Linked DNA regions of Homo sapiens: region 1 is linked to region 2. A link is a contact called in ENCODE Hi-C or POLR2A ChIA-PET data. All regions are on one chromosome and are shown on one strand. Each heading gives the region's core, a stretch centred on a gene start or an enhancer-like site at or near the end of the contact. The rest is flanking DNA. Distances are from core to core; before and after follow the strand shown. Region 1 has its middle 19 kb from the start of LINC02341. Region 2 holds the start of NAA16 (N-alpha-acetyltransferase 16, NatA auxiliary subunit).

Region 1 (3,594 bases), core at 227-2,726, 1.1 Mb before region 2:
AGCAGAGAGAGAAAAAAATTGTTAGATGATGTTTACATATCTTGTGGGCACCTCAAAGACAAAAACTGTCTTACATGTATTCTCACTCCCTAAGACAATGCCTAATCCAATAACATTTGTTGAACCAACATGAAAATGGTGACCCAAAAGCCAAAAAGGTGAATATTTTAAGGAGAAAATGATCAACAATATTAAATGTTATAGCTGATATATAAATAAAATGACAAAGAGGCCACTGGATTTAGTAAATCCAGTTTAACTTGCACCGCTACCACCAACTTCATTTTACAGGTTAAGAAAGAGAGGCCTAGAGACTTGAACACACATGTCCAGGACCACCAGTTGGCTGACTGGAGAGTCAGAGGCAGGACTCTGGTCTCCTGGCTCTTTTCCTGGGGCTGTTTTCTCTATACGGAGCTTCCCCTCTTAGAAGAGGATTACATCCACTGCAGATAAAGCTCTGGATCCAGGCAATCAGATAGGCTCTTTTCTTAGTCCATTTTCTGTGGCTATAACAGAATACCACAGGTTGGGTAATTTACAAAGAAAAGAGATTTATTTGGCCACAGTTCTGGAGACTGAAAGTCCAACATTGAGGGGATGCATCTGGTGAGGACCTTCTGCTATGCCATGACTGACGGAAGGGCATCATATGGTAAGAGCAGAAGAGACAGACAGAGATAGTGGAGGCTAAACTTAACTTTTTATCAGGAGCCCACTCCCGAGATAATTAACCCAGATAGCAGCATTAATCCAGTAACGAGGACACAGCCTTCATGACCTCATCACCTTTTAAAGGCTCCACCTCTTAATACTGTTAAAACGGCAATTCAATTTTTTTTTTTTCTTGAGACGGAGTTTCACTCTTGTTGCCCAGGCTGGAGTGCAGTGGCATGATCTCAGCTCACTGCAACCTCTGCCTCCAGGGTTCAGGCGATTCTCATGCCTCAGCCTCCCGAGTAGCTGGGATTACAGGTGTCTGCCACCACGCCTGGCTAATTTTTTGTATTTTCAGTAGAGATGGGGTTTCACCATGTTGGCCAGGCTGGTCTCGAACTCCTGACCTCAGGTGATCCACCCACCTCAGCCTCCCAAAGTGCTGGGATTACAGGGATGAGCCACTGCACCTGGCCAGCAATTCAATTTTTAACTCATGAACTTTAGGGGACATATTCAAACCATAGCAGCTCCTACTGACCAAGTCCACCCGTAACAACAAACTCCACTAACAGCCACATCACCTCCACGGAGCAGGAGAGAACAGAGCAAGGGGTCTGGTCCTGGGCATGCATTTTAGGGCTTGCCCTAATACCTGATCATTCATCGCCGGCGGAGTACCCAGTGGAAGAAAAAGTTCAGGGGACTTTACTCTCTGGGTTCTATCTTGAGCCAGAATTTCCTCTGACTCTGGTTACATGTAATAGAACAGAAAGTGACACCACAAGCAGGCAGCAGAAAAACAAAACGGGCTTCTTCTATAGTATGCGGTCATTAACCAGGATGTTCATACCAGCTTCTGTATGAAGAAGAGCAAAATTTGAATTCAGTGAAGTCAAAACAAAGATAATGGTATCATTCTTTTTGATGTCAATTAAGTTGTATCACTGTTTATTGGGCTGATGACATCCTGAGAAAATGAGTGATTTCTTCAAAGCAGTGATTCTCAAACATCAGAGCTTATCAGAATCACCTGGAAAGGCACCTCTTTCAGAGCTCCCAGGGTAGCCTAAAGTGGGCTCTGCCCTTAAAGCTCCAAATTCTCTGGAGGTTTATCCCAAGAGAAATAGTGAACATAACATCTCCCACATTTCAAAAGTAAAACCATTCAAAGATCAGGCTCCATGACTTATTTCCCTCTTTGTAATCCTTGCAGGGCCAGAGGGTCGACAGGATGAGACGTGTGGCCAAAACCCATGTGGCTTCAGTGTTTTTATTAATACAGACATGTACAGCCATGCGGAGGTGTCCGGAAGCCCCCATCTGGCAAAGATGACTAATGGGACTTTCCCACTGACATCCTAGTAAAGGTGCCAGAAGTATATTCATTCCAGATCACAGCCGTAATAGGGCAGTTTCTCTTGGGACACTACCCTGACAGACAACCGTCTTCCTTTTACAACCTACGTGACACCCCCATGTGGTACCTTCCTCTCCACAGTGGTGAGCACAGAAATGCATATCTGACCAGAACCCGGGAACTGAACGCTTCACAGCAAATGTCAACCTTTCTATAAACTAGTAGGAGTGCAATTTTTCTTCCATTATGCAGATTGCAATTTCCACCCACTTTTATATTCCATGTCCCAAAAAGTGAAAAGCAGATACTGTAGTTAGAATCTCTAATCAAAGGAGCACTAAGTGGGTACAAAAGTAGATGAAAACTCAAGAAGATACTATTGGCTGTTTGCAGAAAATCATCAAAGACTTTCTCACAAAGCAGTGGGAAGGAATTGAGTGAAGAGTGATGTATTCACTGATGGGTTCTATGGAGTCAGAACATGCAAATACATATTAGGCTAAGAAATACAGAGTACATTTATTCAGAGCCTACTCTCACAAAGATAGGCAAGATTTCTAACTAGAGATAAAACTCATATAACCATTGACACAATCCTAGTCCATTAATAATTGCTTTTTTTCATATTGTGAAGAGAGGAACCAACAGCATTAATAAGAAATAGGTATCTGGAGTATGAACTGTCCTATTAACTGAGTGACCTTGGGAAAGTCATATAATCTTTCTGGGCTTCAGTTGTATCATAAGTAAAATAAGATTGAACTAGGCCAGGTGCAGTGGCTCACACCTGTAATCCCATCACATAGGGAAGCTGAGGTGGGAGGATCGCTTGAGCCCAGCAGTTCGAGGCAAGCCTGGATAAAACAGTGAGACTTTGTCTCTATAAAAATTTTTTTAAAAAATAGTTAGCTGGATGTGGTGATGCATACTTGTGGTCCAGCTACTTGGGAGGCTGGGGAGGGAGGATCACTTGAGCCCAGGAGGTCAAGGCTGCAGTGAGCCGTGATCATGCCACTGCATTCCAGCCTGAGCAACAGAGTGAGACCCTGTCTCAAAAATAAGAATAAAAAAAATTGAACTATATGCTTTCTAAGATTTCTCCCAACCCTGAAGTTCTGTGTCTATAACCGAGGGAACACTGGCTATTGGAAGATTTAACAGAGATATGAAGCATCGGGGGATATGTCTTATAATAGCAAAATAATTCTCTTTCATCATGGACAAGAACACAAATAAATATGACTGTGGTCATAACAGAAGCAGGATTTGAAAAGCTGCAAAGATACAGGAGCTGCAGAGCAGATTCCTAGAACACCATACTCAGGCAGAAAAAATCATCTCTCCAAGGATGCCAAACTATATTTTCTAAACAGTGTCTTACAGAATGGCAACTCTGCTGGGTACTAAAAGGCTTGAGAAATGAACAAAGTTAAATAAGTAATTTTGCTGCAAGAGGTCTCAGAGCCTTTTCTGCACTGTCCAACATAACTTTCTGCAATGATGGAAATGTTCTATGTATGTACTTTCCAATATGGCAGCCATGAGCCACATATGGCTATTAAGCATTTGAAATGTAG
Region 2 (4,069 bases), core at 233-2,732:
AAGTTTCTATCGTCTTGAAACAGAACAGCTACTATGAATTATCTGCCGCTGTTCATACTTAAAATTACTCTAAAATTAGTATTTTATTTATAGTAAAGTTAAGCAACAACTAACAGCCATATAGCCAACCCAGCTTTCAATAAATTCACCTTTAAACCTAAATGCATGTTTAGCAAATAAAAGCTTTTTTTCAGGTGAAAAGATAAACTAGAAAAGACAGTTACCTACTAACAATATTAGTTTAAAACCTAGGGTAGCCAGAGGATACTGAGGAAAGCAAAGGAATGCTGCCTCTTCTCCTTGGAAGAACAGAACCTGGAAAGCTACCAGGGACGCTGGCACACAGCCCACAGAAAACTGCCCACCCGGCTCCGCAGCGGTCATCACTACGGGGCCATTATTCAGGCTTCTGCTCCGCGATAAAGTAAAAATGCTCCCCTCAAATGCAAAACCAGCCAGTCCACGCGGCTTTAATTACTCAAGCAAGGCCTGTGCGACTAAAAAGCAAACAGCTGTTTTGAAGTTGGTGACAACTCAGAAACGCACTTCAAGTCAAATATTCACTTCCAAAGAGGTAAATAAGGTACATTACAAACAGGCAAACTTTTTCCCAAAGGGAGGTGGTGCCAGGCCTGGCTTCCTAAAGTTGCCGGTTTTATTTCCTCGTAACCAGGAAAAATTCCACCATCGCATCGATCCCGCTTTAATAGGTATGCGGGTGTGCTGTGCAATCTAACTAAACGCAAAGCAGAGAATGCAGAACGCAAAACACCTAGCCGAGGAGAGACTGGCAAAATAAACCACCGGGGGAGGATCCCTGAGGGGCTGCTGCGAGCCCGGCGCGGCAGAGAGCACGGCAGCCACTACCGGCCGAGGCGGCTGTGCCCGGGCACTGCGGAGAGCGGCGTGAAGTTTCTGGAAAGAGCGCGGCGGGGGTGAGGCGAGCCGCAGAAGACCGCGGAAAGGAAGCGCACGGAGGAGCGGCTCGGCAGCCCCCGTGGGCCGGCCGGAGCGGGAAAGTGGGGTCCCGCGACCTCCGAGGTAAACAAAGAGCGGTGGGCAGCGGAGGCCAAGCCTGGCCCGCGCCGGCCGCCGCCAGACCGCTTGCCCTTAAGGCCCGAGGACCCGGGGACCGGGGGGCGGCAGCGCGGCCTACGGCCACTCACCAAGATGCGTTTGAAGAGGTTGCTCTCCTTGGGCGGCAGCAGCACGTTCGGCATCGTGGCCGGCAGGGAGGCTAGGTGGCCGGCAGGGAGGCTAGGTGCCCGGGCGCTCCGCTTCGCGGGGGTGGGCACCGGGACGAACCGCTGCTGAGAGTCGGGCTGCGGGCGATGGATTAGTTCATTGGTCTACAGTTGCAATTGGGCAGCCTGGCTGTTCGGCACGGGTGGCAATGGAGAAGGAAGGCGGTCTGAGCAGGACACGCTTCCCCTGGGCTCCGCTTTTTGGCCAGCGGCGGCGGCGGCGGTTCCCGCGCACTGCAAGATGGCAGCCAGGGTCCGCCTCCCGAGCCGGATCCTGTGCGCATGCGCGGAGCGCCCTTTGGCGAGGGGCTGCGGGTGACTACGGGGGCGTAGCGGGGACCAACCGCGTGGATTTGCCTTGTGCTGCGGCTCTCCTCGCCGCAATCTCGGCACCCCCTGGGGCTCAGGCGAGCTGTCACCAAAACCTTGGAGTCCCATGGGGTGGTGAGTCACCACCCTCATTCACCATTGCTCCTATGCATCAGAACGCCTCATAAGACTCCTACTTATTGTCTGCTTCTCCTTGCAATAAAGTAATAAATAAAAACGAGAATTTTCTTTTAAGTAGAAAAGAGAAGACACTGACTTGTATTGCACTCTTGATAAGCTTGTGGCGCAAGATAATGTTAGTTATGACTCTGAAGAGTCAGAGTTTTTTGCATTTCTCCCCATTTAGGAATTTAAGTGTCCGATGCAAAGTAGACTTTTGATGAAAGATGAACTTGTTTTCTTTCCTTTTCCTCCTTGATTCAGACTCTAAGTAGAAGCCTTCTCTTTCCAGGGCAAACCAAACAAACATTTACAATCTTTGTTTTTGTTTGGTTGGTTGGTTTTGAGATGGAGTATCGCTCTTGTCGCCCAGGCTGCAGTGCAGTGGCGCTATCTGGGCTCACTGCAACCTCCGCCTCCTGAGTTCAAAGGATTCTCCTGCCTCAGCCTCCCGAGTGGCTGGGATTACAGGCATGCGCCACCACACCCGGCTAATTTTGTATTTTTAGTAGAGACAGGCTTTCACCATGTTGGCCAGGATGGTCTTGATCTCTTGACCTCGTGATCCGCCCCCGCGTCAACCTCCGAAAGTGCTGGGATTACAGGCGTGAGCCACCACACCTGGCCGGAATTACGGTTTTATAAGGCCACTGGTCTTCTGAGTCTACCTACCCTTTCTCTTCAGATGGTTCCCCTTCCTGAAAGCCATATAATAATGGGAGAAACAGGCTTCAAATTCAGGATCTTCCAACTCTGGGATACTCTCTACAACAAATAAAAGGCAGCATATTGATGGTAATGTGTGAGTCTAGAAAGATACAACAGTGGCAAGAATAAACCATACATTCAGTGTAGGGTTAGTAGTAAGGTGTGTGTAAACATTAGGTACATAAGTTTATTTATACATGTGCTGAATCTTAATGGGTGCATATTTCTGAGACTATAAAGTAATTGATGAGTAACTGCATTTAGTCGGCTGTAATCAGAACTGGGCTGCCCTTTTTTATTTTCCTTTTTTTGAGACGATGTTTTGTTCTTGTTGCCGAGGCTGGAATGCAATGGCGCTATCTCAGCTCCCTGTAACCTCCGCCTCCCAGGTTCAAGCGATTCTCCTGCCTCAGCCTCCCAAGTAGCAGGGATGACAGGCATGCACCACCACACCTGGCTAATTTAGTATTTTTAGTAGAGACGGGGTTTCTCCATGTTGGTCAGGCTGGTCTCAAACTCCCGACCTCAGGTGATCTGCCCACCTCGGCCTTCCAAAGTGCTGGGATTACAGGTGTGAGCCACAGTGCCTGCCTATTTGATTTTCCTTCTTTCTAGCCTAAGTTGGTTGGACATGAAAGAATCATAGGAGTCTTTTTTTTTCTTTCAATCTCCTACGTTTCACACATGATTTTAAAGCATCATAGGAGTCCTTTAAAATAGGGAAAGTACTGTCATTAAAATTGGGGGTCCACAGCAATCCCATTGCTGGGTATATACCCAAAAGAATATAAATTGTTCTACCGTAAAGACACATGCACAGCCAGGTGCAGTGACTCACGCCTGTAATCCCAGCACTTTGGGCGGCTGAGGCAGGCGGATCACCCTGAGCTCAGGAGTTGGAGACCAGCCGGGGCAACATGGCAAACACACACACACACACACACACACACACACACACACACACACTAGCTGGGCATAGTGGCGAGTGCCTGTAGTCCCAGCTACTTGGGATGCTGAGGTGCGAGGATCAATTGAGCCTGGGAGACAGGTTGCAGTGAGCCAAGATCATGCCACTGCACTCCAGCCTGGGCAACAAACTGCCTCAAAAAAAAAAAGGACACATGCACGTGTATGTTCATCGCAGCACTATTCACAATAAAAAGACATGGAAGTAACCTAGATGCCCATCGGTGGACTGGATAAAGAAAATGTGGTACACCATGGAATACTACACAGCCACAAAAAAGAATGAGACCATGTCCTTTGCAGCAACACAGGTAGAGCTGGAGGCCATTATCCAAAATGAATTAATGCAGGAACAGAAAATCAAATACCACATGTTTTCACTTACAGGTGGAATTATAAACACTGAGTACCCATGGACACAAATAAGGGAACAGTAGACACTGAGGCCTACTTGAGGGTGGAGAGTAGGAGGAGGGTGAAGATTAAAAAACTACCTATAGGGTATTATGCTGATTACCTGGGTGACAAGACTGTCTGTACACCAAACCCCCACAACATGCAATTTACCTGTGTAATAAACCTGAACATTTACCCCTTGAGTCTAAAATAAAAAATGGAAAGAAAAAAATAAAAGTGGGGGTTCAAGGGCCTATGTGTACTCT

Evidence for each region. Hi-C counts contacts between places; a loop is a spot of excess contacts on that map. ChIA-PET counts read pairs that join two places held with the same protein, here RNA polymerase II (POLR2A). Pooled maps may share reads with other maps.
Region 1: a pooled map shows a loop between it and region 2 (3-fold over the local background). The contact joins the enhancer-like site here to the promoter of NAA16 in region 2. A Hi-C loop is called at or near these places in 4 of 50 pooled maps. POLR2A ChIA-PET finds 5 or more read pairs at or near these places in 2 of 52 experiments (WTC11 and activated T-cell).

What each region holds. Positions count from the first base shown.
Region 1 is chr13:42,404,358-42,407,951 of GRCh38, reverse strand. No RefSeq gene overlaps it. Among named protein-coding and RNA genes, the nearest start is that of LINC02341, 19 kb to the left of the region's middle. RefSeq lists enhancers at 1,664-2,073, 1,167-2,366. Within about 2 kb of position 1,476, at least 3 of the 41 ENCODE cell types and tissues checked have a DNase peak (open chromatin) inside an H3K27ac peak, as active enhancers do.
Region 2 is chr13:41,308,680-41,312,748 of GRCh38, reverse strand. It overlaps NAA16 (N-alpha-acetyltransferase 16, NatA auxiliary subunit), which reads right to left and starts at 1,482. Exons shown (of 20, transcript NM_024561.5): 1 at 1,167-1,482. The coding sequence starts at 1,220. It also overlaps a transcript of MTRF1 not described here.